Regions from separate parts of the Homo sapiens genome. Here region 1 is linked to region 2. The links are chromatin loops, found by intact Hi-C in ENCODE. Cell type or tissue: PC-9. All regions are shown on one strand.

Region 1 (8,000 bases), 120 kb after region 2:
ACACTAAGAGGGATAAATAGATGACAAATGATTTTGTGTAGTTCAGGTCACATTTTGCCACCAAATGAGTTTGCTGCCAAGTAAGGTTTTTTTAATGTTAGTGTTCAGAGTTTTTTGGATTTTGGAATGTAGATGAGGAATTGTGGACCCATATTTACCTTCAGTGGAGGACCGAAGGCTCCCTGAGATTTTATGAGTCATCTTTTCCATTCCAACAGCCACCCTCTTGTTCAGGGCTAATCTGGGGCCAAGTAGTAATATTAGGTACTTAGTTACTTTCCAGCCGGACTGGCGGTCAATGCTTCTAAGTATTCAACCCTTCTAAATAATGTATTTCTTCGGAGCAGGAAGAAAAGATGCTTTTCACTTCTTCCCTCTGCCTCCGCATTTTCCAGTGTTGCTGTTTGCTTTATTTTCTTTTATTTTTGAAACTGTATTCTGTCACCTCCTACAGAAGAAAGAAGTCTGATTCTCACATTTGGTTTCTTGGATTTATGACAACATACTTATTTTTTGGGAGAAATCGTAGCAAGAGTTAGAGTTTAGAATCAGGAGTCTCATTCCACCTTCGCTATCCCAAAGGCAGCAGCATCCTAGTTTCAGAGTATGTAGGCATGTCGCTTTTGTGTGTACCCATGCCTTCCCCCAGAGTTCTGCCATTTCCTCCCTCTTTAAAAGACCAGAGGATGGACGGAAGAGGAGGAAGCTCCAGTAGAACCACTTGGCCACTTGGGGCGGTCGTAGTGAGGTTTGTTGGAATGGAGGTGGATATTCTTTTTTCCCATCTCTTATACCTGAATGACAACTGAGCTGTGTTTTCATGGGAGAAAATGTATAATCCTAAACCTGCAGGGCTACCACACCAGAATCTGGCCAGAGCTTTATAAATATGTATCTGTGTCCCTCCCGGATGCATCACATGTTTTGTGCAGGTTGTGCATTGCAAAGTATTAGAGGATGCTATTTGCATAGACTGTGATATGACTTAACAAAAAATGCACTCTAGAATTCTGCAGTGTGTAACAACAGCTCTTTAAAAATCACTCCATGCCTTGTTTCAGAAATTGGCTATCTCCTACCACGGGCCAGTCTGGCTGTGCTCAGCAAGTGTACTGCCTTCTTCTTACTCCAATACCAGTTTTTTCTTTTACAAAAGTCTAAACCCTTTTAAGATAATTTGGTAGTGCATTCTCAAGCTAAATATAGAGGATTTTGGAATGGCCTGTTTAGGTATTATGCAAGCTATTGCATCTCATTTATGAATATCAATCATTGTGAGTTGAGTGGTATTGACAAAGAAGAGATATTGGAGTTGTCAGTGGCTTCTGTTTATCTGGGCTCTCTTTGCCTTCTCCTGACAGTGAGATGTGATGGAACTGCTCTTTGAGGTTCAGAGGGTTCTCCTTTTCAAGAACTTGTTGAGGTATTCCGAAGGGTACCCTTTCCTCCTAACTTGATCTGAATCTAGTCAGAGCCTTATAAATCATGTGTCTGTATCCTTCCTGAATGCACCACTTTTTTTTTTCTTTCTCACTTCACCCTTGGTTTAGAGGGATGGTTTGGGAATGTGTTGAGCCAATGTAGGGTATGTATTTTCATTTGCCTCTATGGACACTAAGGCTCTGAAAGCACATTCATAGAGGTCTCTGACGTAAAGGTCCAAGGGGACCCAGGGACCCATCTTCTTGGGTTGGGTCTGTTGTAGCACTTCTCACACTTAGTTGCCCTGTGGAGCCGGGCTGACCAGTGCCAGGAAGGCCTCATAAGTTGATGCCAGCTGGTGCCTCATGGCTGGAGATAAATCAAGGGAGGTGAGAGAGTTGCAGCTAAACTGAGGTGCAGTTTGACCCCCTTAACTTCTTATCTACAATCCGCTTGTGCACTTAATGCCTCTTGAGCTTGGAGAAAAGTAGTTCTATGTGAATTATGTTGTGTCATAAAGGCCCCTTCCAGTAGGTTCAGATTCATTGGCCGAAAAAAACAAGCATCAAGAAGCCAAATTTTAGGATCCATTTTGACTCCAGAATAGGGGGAGTCTTATCCTATCCTGAGTCTCATCCAGGCAGGGGAAGCACCCAGTTGTGGCCAACAGACAGCAGTCCAAATACTGGCAGGAGCTCCAGCCCCAGGTCTCCCTCCCTCCCTGTGTCTTTAAATGCTGCTCCCCTGCTGGGTGCGGTGGCTCACACCTGTAATCCCAGCACTTTGGGAGGCCGAGGTGGGCAGATCACCCGAGGTCAGGAGTTCGAGACCAGCCTGGCCAACATGGTGAAACCCTGTCTCTACTAAAAATACAAAAATTAGCCGGGTGTGGTGGCGGGCATCTGTAATCCTAGCTACTCGGGAGGCTGAGGCAGGAGAATTGCTTGAACCTGGGAGGCGGAGGTTGCAGTGAGCTGAAGTCGCACGATTGCACTGCAGCCTGGGTGACAAGAGTGAGACTCCATCTCAAAAAAAAAAAAAAAAAATGCTGCTCCCCTCCCCATCGGAGACTTTCCAACCATCTTCCCTTGGTTTTTTCAGTGCCCAGATAGAAGAGAGAGGTCTGGGACTGCCTCCTGCCTCCTTGGGTCTGGGAGAGACAAGGTTCTGAGGCTGACCCTCATAGCTCGTGGGGCGAGGGGACTGCAGTGTCATGGCAGGAGAGAGCTGGGTGGAGGAAGAATCCAACATTCAGCTCTGGCAGTTTGTATGTGTGTCCTCCTAGCACCGTGCACCGTTTGTGTTGCAGTACATTCATGCCAGGTGAAAGGGGACCGGTTTCTCGGTTGCTTAGCTACCGGTCGTTCATCCCAAGTGGAATGGAGGAAAATATGCATGGCTGGGAAGCCCCAGGGCTGTTGGGCAGCTCTTTTACCTTGTCCAGCAGGCTGGCCTCCTGCTGGGACTCCTGACAGCACCAAGACCCCAAAGGCTCAATTTGATATTTGGATGTGAGAGGAAAATAAATTGCAGATCCAAAGTAGTCCAGGGATTTGGGGAATCTCATTCCTCACTGTTTCCGTCTCTTTAATTCTGGCACTTACAGGAGAGAATTTTGTTTTTTTTCACATTTTTCCTAACCTTCTCTCCTCACAATTTTTTCCCCCCACAGTAGCTCAGAACATGATCATCTTGATAGTTTGGTTTTAACTTTTGTCTAATCATGAGGTCCTTTTCTGTGGTCAAACGTAATTGATTCTGTTTCCCTGCATTGAAAGGAAAGATTTCTTCCAGGTTGGAAAGCTGAACCCTCCAGAGTGGCTCCACCTTCCTCCTGCTGTTTACCATGTAGCTAGTGACTTCGGTTCCTGGCGTACAGCTCTGGAATTTTCCTCTGCGTACCTAGCATACCTTACCCTAGATAAAACCAAACATTTTTTTTTAATAGGAGGAAATATCTTTTAGAGCCAATAACCCTAGGCAAAATTATGAAGTAGAATTTTATCTCTATACTGCTCAACCTACTCACTGCCCCATTGCACTTGCCCAGATTTTTACTTCGTTAAAACACAATTACACTGTGTCCAGTTTCTTAGATCACTATCAAGTAGTTGCTTAGAAAATTTGATAAAATAGTAGTGCTAAAATGTTAATAAATGATAACAGCTCCATGTGTTCCCCTTCCCAGATAGCTGTCCAACAGAGATTCACATCCCCTGAGACCCCCCACCCCAGGGAGGGAGCTGGGTCCACACTCTGGTTCTTTTTGTTTTGAGACAGAGTCTTGCTCTGTTGCCCAGGCTGGAGTACAGTGGCGCAATCTTGGCTCACTGCAACCTCCGCCTCTCAGGTTCAAGCGATTATCCTGCCTCAGCCTCCCGAGTAGCTGGAACTACAGGCGTCTGCCACCACAGCTGGCTAATTTTTTGTATTTTTAGTAGAGATGGGGTTTCACCGTATTAGCCAGGATGGTCTCGATCTCCTGACCTTGTGATCCACTCACCTCGGCCTCCCAAAGTGCTGGGATTACAGGCGTGAGCCACCGCGCCCCAGCCCACACTTTTGTTCTAATTAGCAATGTGACCCTGGATTTGCCACCTGCTCTCTGTGGGTTCCATTGTCCCCACGATAGAAACCTTGGAGTGGGCTATTGTTCCTTCTAGCTTACGTTTATAGGATTCTCCATGCCTAGAATAGGCTGGAGAGGAAAATCTTGTAGCCAGTGGTAAGGAGTTCTTAATTGTGCGATATCCCTGTTGATCCTAAGATTGCCGTATTGATTGGAACAGGATACCATTTCATGTTGTATCTTGGATATGAAGACCAAGGTCATGATGGATCATAACTGCCACCACCATGTTCCCAGAAGAGTGGAAGTTACCCCAGCACTCCTGCATTGCTCTGTGATCCATTATGGTTCACTTCTGTAACCCCCTTTCAACCTATGAAGCCTAGGCTCACTTCCACTCTTTATCACTCTCTTCCTTTTATTTTCCCCTGGAACTGCATCTTTAAGCTTCAGAAGTTGCCCCCACAACCAGCACTAAATATAAATGTATATTATCTCCTCTGGGTGCGATGGCTCATGTCTGTAATCCCAGCACTTTGGGAGCCCGAGGTGGGTGGATCGCCTGAGGTCAGGAGTTCGAGACCAGCCTGACCAACATGGTGAAGCCCCGACTCTACTAAAAATACAAAAATTAGCTGGGCATGGTGGCAGGCACCTCAGGAGGCTGGAGCAGGAGAATCGCTTGAACCTGGGGGGCGGAGGTTGCAGTGAGCCGAGATTGGGCCATTGCACTCCAGCCTGGGCAACAGAGCAAGACTCGTCTCAAAAAAAAAAAAATTTTACATTTTCTCCTTCCCCTTTATACCTATATTCCTTTTAGCCTCAAGACTAGTGCTGCTTTGTTTGTTTTGTTTTTTGAGACAGGGGCTTACTCTGTTGCCCAGGCTGGAGTGCAGTAGCAGGATCATAGCTCACTGAAGCTTTGAACTCCTCGGCTCAAGCAATCCTCCCACCTCAGCCCCCTCAGGTAACTGGGACCACAGATGACCACCACCATGCCTAATTTTTTTTTATTTTTTGTAGAAACAGGGTCTCACTATGTTGCCCAGGCTTGCCTCGAACTCTTGGCCTCAAGTGATACTCCTGCCTCAGCCTCCCGAAGTGCTGGGATCACAGATATGAGCCACCATGCTGGGCCAAGACTAATTCTTTTTGGCCTCTTCACACACCAGCCCTACAGTTATTTTAGTAAAGAGTTCTTTTCTAGGGGTGGTTTAAGCTGTAGTTTTTTAAGGGAGGAAGTGATTGGCTAGGGCAGGGCTGGGTGATTTTTCTTTTAGAAGAAGTGTTTATTATACATTTTCCATTTTAAAATAAATTGTCCTCAAAAAAGTTACATTAGAAAATATGGTGAAGTAGAAAAAAATATTGGAATGCCTGTTTTTTTTGTTTTTTTTTTTCAAATTAGCCATGAATAGGCAAGTGTTTTTTTGTGGCCAGGCTGTAAACAGCACGCTTGCCCGCCTGTGGACAAAGGCCTGCTCTCCAGGCTACCGCAGTGAGGAAGTGTCAGGACGGAATGCAACCTTTTGTTCCTGGCTAGATTCCTAGTGAACGCATGTCCTCTTTCTTTTGTAGTCAGCCTTGGTGGGTTCTTGTTAGACCCACTGTGAGCTGTAATAGAATGACCTACAGTCTCTGAGCTTGTTGCGCAGGTTAGGAGAAGAAAGGACAAGGCTGCAGCTGTTATCCTGAGTGGGGACAGAGCCCTGCAGCTTCTCCCTTCACAGTGCAGATGACCCCAGAGAAACTCAGGAAGCTGTCCTTTCTGGGGTCAATGCTCTGAAAATTCTCCTTCCCCAAGGGTCTTCTAGGTCTATAGACGTTACAGGCCATCCAAGGCTCAGATCTCAGCAAGGCCATTTCCTGCAGCCGGCTGGGGATATATTAGGTCACCCAGCATATTTAAAAAGGAGTAATTATGCAAATTCCAATGCCAAGAATAAGTGCCCTGGCTGCCGGAGACCTCAGTGGAGAAGGGGTGATGTGACTTCAGCTCCCTTTTTGTGCTCAAGATGGCTGCAGCCATGGTCACAATTAAATAGCTGTCTTTGAGAGAAGCCTTTTCTTCCAGCAGGAAAGCAGGCCAGTCTGCTCTGAATTAGCCAGCTCACAAAGCCATGAAAGGGACTTACAAAAACAATGGCACGCTGTACATTCCATGAGATTTTAACAAGTTATATGAACCAAATAATGGGCCGATTGGCTGGCTCTGCAGGTTTTTGCCTGAGTGTGCACATTGGCAGAGCCAGCGCCATCCCCTGTGGGACCAGAGATCAAACACCGCCAGCAGTGAATGTAAAACAGCCCTGGCCCGCTCTGGGGCCCACATGCAGAGGGACGAAAGGGAGCTCCCATCCAACTTCTTCCACTCCACCCCAAAAACATTCTCTGCAAATATTCTTGGGAGGTTCGGTGTTACTACAGTTATTAAAAATGCTGAGGTAGGATGTTCCCACATCCTAGGTATGGATGACAGTCTCCCTCATTCAGTGGAATCTTATCCTTCAGGTCTATGAAAATGTGGCCATTTATAAAGAGTAAAACCTTATGAAAACACATGTCCGTATAAAAGTCTATATGCATGTTTATAGTGACATTATTCGTAATTGACAAAAACAAAAACTGGAGACAACCCCAAAGTCCTTCAACTGGAAAAAAGTAGTACACCCATATAATGGCATATTATTTAACCTTAAAGAGGAATGGACTTTTATTTACTTATTTTTTTAAGAAACAGGGTCTCATTCTGTTGCCCAGGCTGGAGTTCAGTGGTGCAATCATAGCTCACTGTAACCTCAAACTTCTGGTCTCGGGTGATCCTCCCACCTCACTGAGTAGCTAGGACTCCAGGCACTCACTACCACACCCAGCTAACTTGTTTATTTTTTGTAGAGATGGGGTCTCCCTGTGTGCTTGGGCTGGTCTCGAACTCTGGCCTTCCTCCTGCCTTGGCCTCCCAAAGTGCTGGGATTACATGTGTGAGCCACTGCTTCCAGCCTAGGAGTGGACTGTTGATATACGCAGAAACACACATTGTGTTAGTCTGTTTTCGTGCTGCTGATAAAGACATACCCGAGACTGGGCAATTTACAAAAGAAAAAGGTTTATTGAACTTACAGTTCCATATGGCTGGGGAGGCCTCACAATCATGGTGGAAGGTGAAAGGCACATCTCACATGGCAGCAGACAAGAGAAGAGAGCTTGTGCAGGGAAACTCCGTTTTTTTTTTGTTGTTGTTGTTGTTGTTGTTGTTTTGAGACAGAGTCTCACTGTGTTGCCCTGGCTGGAGTGCAGTGGCATGATCTTGACTCATTGCAACCTCCACTTCCTCGGTTCAAGCAATTCTCCTCCCTCAGCTTCCCAAGTAGCTGGGATTATAGGCCTGGGCCACCATGCCCAGCTAATTTTTTTTGTATTTTTAGTAGAGGTGGGGTTTTGCCACGTTGGCCAGCCTGGTCTCGCACTCCTGACCTCAAATGATCCACCCACCTCGACCTCCCAAAGTGCTGGGATTATAGGCATGAGCCACTGCGCCCAGCCAAAACTCCCCATTTTAAACATCAGATCTCATGAGACTTATTCACTATCATGAGAACAGCATGGGAAAGACCTGCCCCCATGATTCAATTACCTCCCACCAGGTCCCTCCCACAACACATGGGAATTCAAGATGAGATTTGGGTGGGGACACAGCCAAACCATATCATGGGTGAATCTTGAATACATTACGTTGAGTGAAAGTAGACAGTCTCAAAGGCTACGTACTCTAAAATTACATTTGTATGATATTCTGGAAAAGGCAAAACTTATAGTGACAGAAAACAAATAAATGGTTGAAAAGAGGTTGGAGAAGAGATGAAGTACACCAAGGAGCTTCCAGGGATGATAGAAATAGAAATATCGTGATTGTAGTGGTAGTTACCCAACTGGGGTTGGCTGTCAGTGCTCATGGAATTGTACTGAAAAGGGTGACTTTTGCTGAATGCAAATTATACCCAATAAGCCT
Region 2 (8,000 bases):
GAAACTTAAAAAGCAAAAATTGCTTGTGAGGCCCCAATGGTACTCTCTGCTCCACACACTCCTTCCCCTAGCACCCATAGAGGCCGCTTGGTAACACAGCCAGGTGCCACCTCTGGTGCTGTCTGGCAGACAGCCTTCCAGCCAAGAACTACTCCTGCCCCTCCTGAATGCCCAGCTCAGTGTGGTGCTGCAGTTACCCTTGGCCAGTGTTACTTAGGAAATTAGCCGGACACTGGAGGGTTAAAAACCTCTCTCTTTTTTGTGAAGGGTAGAGAAAGAGAGATCTTTCCTGTCTATACTATGCTTAGCTTTCGGCGCCTTCCTGTTATCATAATGGTTTTTTGTTGGTGGCAAAAGCCTTTTCAGACCAGTGAGGCAATATTTCACCCTTGGCCACACTTTAAACATTGTTGTCAGGGGCCGGCTAACTGTGCCGCAGGATGTGGGTTGCATCAGCCTGTGATGTATGCTTGTGAGGTTAGTTTGGGGATAATGACTGGCTGGGGTTATACCTAATTTTGCACAATAGTGTTGGGAGAGGGATAACAGGGTGCTAAGAGTTATACACTGAATGCTCTTGGCTAGGAAATGCAGGCCCAGAACCTTCCACCATTCCCTGGCATCTGGCCAACCAGCCCCCTGATGGCCTGAGAAAGGTTCACAGTGCAGACAGCTGGACTTTTCTCCTATTCGGTTCTCTAACAGCCTCTCCTCAGTTGCCACCCACTGTCCCTCCTCCCAAATGCAATAGAAAAATAAAGATAGGTGGCAGTGATACCCAGGGGGTGAACACAGAGCAGAGAACCACACTGGACCTGATAAAGTGACTTGGTGAACGCTGATAGGCAGACATCACTCCTAGCTTTGGTCAGTATTTCTCAGTTCCCAAGAACATTTCTCAGCTATTCTCCTCACCCAGTGCCTATGAGTCTGCTATGCTTTAAAAATGACATACACTAGGAAGTGCAAAGCAGAGTAAGGTTGTAATCACCTTTGAGAATCTAGTGAAAGTGTCATAGATTTAGACCATCATAGAACTGGCTCCCGATTAGGGGTGTTTTCCAGACCAACTCTTTGTCTGCACTGGAACTCTCCTGTTAGGCTTAAGCTGGTCGTCTGGGCTCCATCTACAAGATGGCAGCCAGTTCTTCTTCACACTGGGTCTGCCCTGCAGCTTCCAGCTGACACTTGTTCTTTTCCAGCCACTGGCAGGGCTCCCTGGAAACTCTTCTTTGTCCTCCCCTGGCCCTGTATCCTGATGGATCAGGCCAAGGCGTTGACCTAGAGCAGTGCAGACCAGAGGCCGCAGCTTTATACTCCTCTTTCTCTGGTCTCTGACAGGTACAAATGCTAGGCAGGCTGCCCTCATCTCCCTTATGAACCAAGACACTAGTCCTCCTGACTTCGGGAGTGCTGCCTGCTGATGGGTCGGTCCTTCCCTGGGAGTTGCCTTCAGCCAGTGGGAGCTGCCTCCCAAAAGTTACATGCCCCAGGCACAAGTGGACGATGCAGCAGTACCAAGGGCTCCTCCTTTCCCTCCATTCAAGATATCTCTGAAGGGCCAACTTGGCTTCAGAGCTCCCCGTGAGATCAGTTGAGGCCTCTAGTACGATTTTGCACTACTCAACCTTGTGTCCGAGCCTCCTTTCTCTCCCTCATGGGTATTGTTCCCAAGAGCACATTTGCATGTAAATTTCCTTCTCAAAGTCTGTTTCCCAGACAACCTGACCCATGGCACTTAGAAATAATGGGCAAGAGGCTGCCAGCACAGAGGCCAGCATGTGCATTCTGCAGGCTACTCTCACACCAGCAAGGAAGCTGTGTGGTGGGAGAAGCAATGCCTGGAGACTGTACACCCAAGAGATTGGGAGGGTGATGAATGAATGACCCAGAGGAGGAAGAGTTGACTCTGGAGGATGCCTGCCTAGCCCTCTGCAACCCATGCAGGATTGCCTTTTCCCAATTGAAGGAAGAGGAGAAAAAATGAAGTGCAGAGGAGTCGTGATGCTCGCTGAAGGGTCAACTATTTATACAACAGTTAACCCAACACATATTGCAAAATGATCTTACTCCTTGTTGCCTAGGCAAACTTCCCTCCCAGTCATTGCTTCTCTCCCTTGAAAGTTGGCCTCGGAATTGGTGCAGCGAGACTTCCCAGCAGCTGTCTCAGTGGAGTGAGATGTGAACGCAAAGTGGACATCAGAGAAAAGAGAAAATGGGGGGAGCTGCTGTCTGCTCCACTCCTCTGTGGGAGAAGAGTGGTGTGGAGGAGAGAGGTCATCAGGTAGGCCTGGCCCAACTTCTTTGGCCGGGCTTCAGCCCCCAGGCCCCATGATTGTGTGCCCCTTTTGGAAGACCACTCCTCACTATAACAGAAGACAGGAGTAAAGGTCTTCCTCTTTGCACCTCAACATGGATTCCAGAGGCTAAAACACACTAACCTGCCCATCAGACCCAGAACAGACCCCAACCGGCAGAGACTTTCCTACTGTGGGAGCTGAACTGGAACTGCAGCTAGTCAGGGGACATGCCTGCAGGTCCTCCCCACCCCTCCCTAACTCCAAAGAGGCCAGTCCAGCTCAGCATCTCTGCCTTTTCCATTCCAGGCAACTCTAGAAGCCTAGAGTGTAAATTTTGTAAGGCCAGGCACCCCCACATTTGGGGATAACCATTACATAGCACTTGGCACAGCAGCCATAGGAATGCCAGGGACTAGTCATCAAAGCCATGAGACTCTCTGAGTGCTGTTGATGCCAAAAATCACTCTAACCCTTCCCAGAGGCTGCACCTGGGCATTCCCTGGAGTGTTCCTTATGGAGCATGGACAGTGGGCACAGACACACTTCTTTCCAAATGGAATATTGCCTCTTAGGAACTAACCAAGGCCCTTTCAGTTTCTGTTAAGGTTTTTGTTCAAAAGTAATTTTTAAAAATGTTTTATAACCATTTTAATTGGAATTGGAAAATTAGCACATATACTGACTTGCTTTATCAGCTTTTCCCCCACCTTTTAAGAGATCCCAGAGAATAGGAGAAATGAAATGCAAAATTTACAAGAACTTGTATAACATAAAGTGGTGCTGGGCTCTTCGGTTAGTCACCAGGGTGGTTCCTGGCATGAAGCACCAGCCATTCGTGTCCCATGCAAAGGAGGGTTCTGGACGACTTCAGGGTGGTGGGGTGTTGATTATTAGACCAGGGAGTGGTATTACAGAGATAGAATGGCTTGGGAAGGGGTTAAGAGTGAACACTCCAATAACAGCCTTTGGGTGACCCTGGGCCAACCATTGTTTTCTAAGAGAAGGGGAACCCAAGCCACCAAGGGCACTAACACACAAGGGGGAAAGAAAACAATTCTAGACCACTGCATGCAATTAAAGAGCAGCTTAATTTGGTTCTTTTAGGTTATAGATCACTCTCAAATCCTGCTTATCAGTTCTGTGCATTTTGTCTGTGCTATTGGCAGTTCTCCACAATTCACTGAAATTGTCAGAGGCTCTAGACAGGAGAGCCACAAAGCCCATGAAACTGGGGACGTATTCTCCCCACTCTTACTTGTCAAGAGCAGGTGAACTTCAGTAGCAAGCTGGCTCCTGCTGTGGGAATTTCCACTCTGTTTGGCTTGAGCCCTGGAGTCAGTGTGACTCCAGATAACCTCGAGATGGGACACAACAAAAAATTTAAATGATACAAAAGTCCCTGTCATTAGATATTATCTTAGATAATTTTAAGTGATTAAATGTTTCCTCCCTTTTGCATGCACGCACACACATGCACACGCACACGTACAACACACACATACCTCTTCACTCTATATCTTTTTATATATAGTCGTGTGTAGCTTAATGATGGGGATACATTTGGAAAAATGCATTATTAGGTGATTTTATCATTGTGCAAACATCATAAAGTGCACTTACACAAACCTAGATGGTATAACCTGCTGCATACCTCTGCTATAGACTATAGCCTATTGTTCCTAGGCTACAAACCTTTACAGCATGTTACTGTACTGAATACTGTAGGCAACTGCATCAGAATGCTAAGTATTTGTGTATCTAAACATGTCTGAACATAGAAAAGATACAGTAGAGCTACAATATAAAGATTTAAAATGGTACACCTGTATAGGGCACTTACCATGAATGGAGCTTGCAGGACTGGAAGTTGTTCTGGGTGAGTCAGTGAGTGAGTGGTGAGTGAATGTGAAGGCCTAGGACATTACTGTGCACTACTGAGGACTTTATAAACACTGTACACTCAGGCTACACTAAATTTATTTTAAAACTTTATTTTTCTTTCTTCAATAATACATTAACTTTTTAACTTTATAAATGTTTTATTTTTTTAACTTTTTTGATTCTTTCATAACACAACACACAAACATGTTATACAGCTATGCAAAAATATTTTCTTTATATTCATATTTGTTAAGCTTTTTTCTATTTTTAAAATTTTTTACTTAATATTTTTAGTTTTTAAGTTTTTTGTTTTGTTAAAAACTAAGACACAAGCACACACGATTAGCCTCAGCCTAGGCAGGGTCAGGATGATCAGCATCACTGTGTTTCACCTCCACATCTTGTCCCACTGGAAGGTCTTCAGGGGCAACATACATGGAGCTGTCCTCTCCTAGGATAACAGTACCTTCTTCTGGAATACCTCCTGAAGCAACTGCCTGAGGCTGTTTTACAGTTAACTTTTTTTTAGTAGGGGTACACTCTAAAATAACATAAAATTATAGTATAATAAACACATAAACAAGTATCATAGTCATTTATTATCATCAATTATGGAGTACTCTACATAATTGTATGTGCTAGGCTTCTCTATGACTGGCAGTGCAATATGTTTGTTTACACCAGCATCACCACAAACATGTGAGGAATGCACTGCACTGCGATGTTACCACAGCTATGACATCACTAGACAACAGGAATTTTTCAGCTCCATTATAATCTTATGGGACCACTGTCATATATGTGAGTCATCATTGACTGTATATATTTCTGATTCTTCATCTGCACAATGGAGATAAAAAAGTAAGTCTGGCTCAATTTCACCTCTGAGATATGTTTTGTGGGTCAAACCATATTATGCAAGCTCTCCAAAAAGATGAAGTGCTGTAGAAATGGAAGGTATTTCCACTAAAAACCATAATTTCATCATTTGTTATCTGATTACTCTCTCTCTTGCCCTTTGTGTTCAGGGAACAATGGAGGCCTGCGATTTGGAGTTAAACTCTCAGTGATCTCTGTGTTGACAACACCAAAGCTAGAGGAATCCAGTAGGATGTGGGCATGGTTTTCCCGGAAGGCTGACTGAGCAGTTCTGCAAATGTTTGCAAGTACAGGGCAGAATTTCATCCAGCCTCAGAACCTTGAGCCAAGACTCAGCATCAGCAAAGCCAAAAGTTTCATTTCTTCGACTGTGGGAGTGCTAGTCCCAACCTTTAGATGGCCATTCAGTTTTAAGTTCAATAAGCATTTTGATTGAGAAATACTTTGCTGAGGAGTGAAAAGTCCTTGGCTTTGAAAGACGAATGATGAGCAGTTCAGTGGCCCATGTCACAGTCCAGGCACCTGCCAAAGGTGACTCCCTGGGAGGAGCATCTTAGTCACAGAGCCAGTGCCTGCTGTAGGTGTGCAGAAGGGTGCATGTGTGTGTGTGTGTGTGTGTGTGTATGTGTACGTGTACATGTGTGTTGGGGGAAGGGAGCAAGGTTGTGGGAGCATTTCTTATCTGCTCTTCTCTGCAAGATTTCCTGTGATTTAAGTCACATTAAAGTACCCATAAGCCCGTAATGCAAAAGAACCCCAAAACCAGCCCAGCAGCCAACCATGGCAGCAAGTAGATGCTCTGGTCTTTAGATAGTCAGAAATGACACTTCTGGGCTCTCAGGCAGTCAGTGGGTTGAGCTCCCCATTAAAGTCCCCCTGCCAAGTCTGGAATAGTCCTAGTCCCGTGTGTGTGTGTGTGTGTGTGTGTGTGTGTGTGTGTGTGTGTGTGTGTACCCGCGTGCATATGCGCGCATGCAGTGCAGGGTCTGCATACCTAAAGCAGATGAAATTCTGCAGAATGGCTGCCTCACTAGACAAAGTCAAGAAGACAGACCGAGGAGAGAGAGGTTGATGTGTCTCCACTACCAAGAGATAGGCTTCTCTAAGCCAGCGAGACATCCCATCCAACAATATGAAACTGGCCACATTTCCTTGAGATGTCAACGTTGAAAGTGTAGCTGCATCTTTATTCTTCACTGTTATGAAGTTGGGTGCAACACAGCTTGAGTGGAATACAAAAACACCGCTTGGAAACACATGATCTGGATTTGAATCGCAGCTGTATCATTCACCTGCTATAGACTTTGAGCAAGACCTCTCTGAGGTTATTTCTTCACAGTAGGTAGAGACAAGACTTACTTCAAAGGTTCTTAAAGTTGAACCTGAGTCAATGAATGCAAAAGTGTTCACATTTAAACTGTAATTTTAAAGCACAATACAAGTAAATAGCATTAATATCATTAGAGAGATTAACTTAGCACTGTGCGTCACATGATTCATCACGGGCCATCTGTGAGATATCAAATAGAGAGGTGAAGCCTGCAGTAATAAAAAATACTGCCATAGCTATAACCAGTGTACTCTTCTCTTCCTAAACAAACAACAAACAAATCTTGCCAGAGTCAAAAGGCAACAGTTTCGACTGCTTTTTCTGTTTTCTTGAAAGACAGAAGTCAAGCTTAGTCCCTTCTCTATGAGAAATGGTGAAGGAGGCACTCTCTTTGTTAGAGCTATGGAGTGTGGCCATGTGTGGATCAAGCCAACGTCCTGCCTTCACTGGGCTCACAGACAACACTCACAAATGTCACAGAGCTCAGATCACCCCTCTCCAACACTTTTTCCTTCATCAAAGAAAGTGCGTCCAAATGCAAATGAGAGCAATGATACCGTATGCATACCCATGAATCCACTCTTTGCTCATTCTTATTTTGAATGCACTCCTATTTCAAACCTTTGGTACTTCCTATTATTGATAACAAATTACTTCACAACCGATTGACATGTGATGGCACAACTGAAAGTCAAGATTGAGGACAAATGTCTGCAGCCGTGGGTGGGGGCAGGAATTTGTTTTATGCATCTTAGTATTTCCAATGCCCAGGTAGATGCTCATTGCTGACTTGAATTGGCCCTAGCCTGGGAAGGAGAAACCTCACAGCTCCCTACCCATGAGCTCTGGGGCCATTCCTAATGCAGAGGGGCTAGTTGGGTAGTCATAGCCCTTTTAGGAGCATCACAGTCATGACAAGAGACCAGAAATGGCCTCTACAGGAGATTTCAATGTAGGACAAACCAGCTCCCTTCACACTCTGTGGTAGTGACAGTTTTAAGTGGAGGAGTAAGTGCCCAGCTTCTTTCATGCCTGCCTTTGAAGAGGGTGGCCTCTTGCCAGCAAGAAGTGTCTGAGGTTTGGGTGGGTGAGAGCTGGATGAAATGAGTGTGTAGGTGGTACTGCCCAGGGAATAAATGTGAAAAGCCAAAGCAAACCTTCAAGTGCACAGCAAAGAGATGCATTCTCAGCTGTGTTCCTAAAGACATTCAAAATCACATGCGTCTATCTGGGTCATGTGGGCGGATCTGTAACCCAGGGCATCCACAGATACCAGAGCCAAAGCTGGCATGGCTGTTCCCCGCCAGGCTGGGGAGGCCTTGCCAGGGCAGCAGCCCCAGCCACACGCCCTTGTGTTGGAGCAGTCTGGAGGCTGCCAGCCTGTGGGGCTGGCTGAGAGCACCAGCATGTGGGGAATCTTCTAGATAATTTGTCACAAGTGTGCTAATGGCTCTGGGGGCCAAGAGGAAAGGGGTGATACAGCATGTTTGGAGACTGGAATGTGTAAATGAGTTGCTCTGTGAATTATTTGATATTTTCTCCCTGCAGTTTAGAAGAAAACTAGGTCCGATGGGCTTGGCCAAGGTTTATGAGGCAAAGCAGGGCTTCTG

Evidence for each region. Peaks named below come from ENCODE experiments on the same cell type or tissue, not always from the same donor. Only the 100,000 strongest peaks of a DNase experiment are listed, where the experiment ranks them.
Region 1: a loop joins it to region 2, with 14 times the contacts of the local background. A loop is called at or near these places in 4 of 110 quality-filtered maps.

The regions. Positions count from the first base shown.
Region 1 is chr1:93,633,944-93,641,943 of GRCh38, reverse strand. All of the region lies in intron 3 of BCAR3 (BCAR3 adaptor protein, NSP family member), which reads left to right. Among named protein-coding and RNA genes, the nearest start is that of BCAR3, 44 kb to the left of the region's middle. RefSeq lists enhancers at 1,893-2,528, 4,535-5,093, 5,094-5,652 and a silencer at 2,657-2,951. In PC-9, no CTCF peak of the experiment used is centred here; DNase peaks (open chromatin) are centred at 2,793 and 3,313; H3K27ac peaks cover 4,336 bases.
Region 2 is chr1:93,751,556-93,759,555 of GRCh38, reverse strand. It overlaps a transcript of BCAR3 not described here. Among named protein-coding and RNA genes, the nearest start is that of BCAR3, 74 kb to the right of the region's middle. RefSeq lists an enhancer at 5,169-5,463. In PC-9, CTCF peaks have their summits at 577 and 779; DNase peaks (open chromatin) are centred at 405, 3,975 and 4,915; H3K4me3 peaks cover 720 bases; H3K27ac peaks cover 6,312 bases.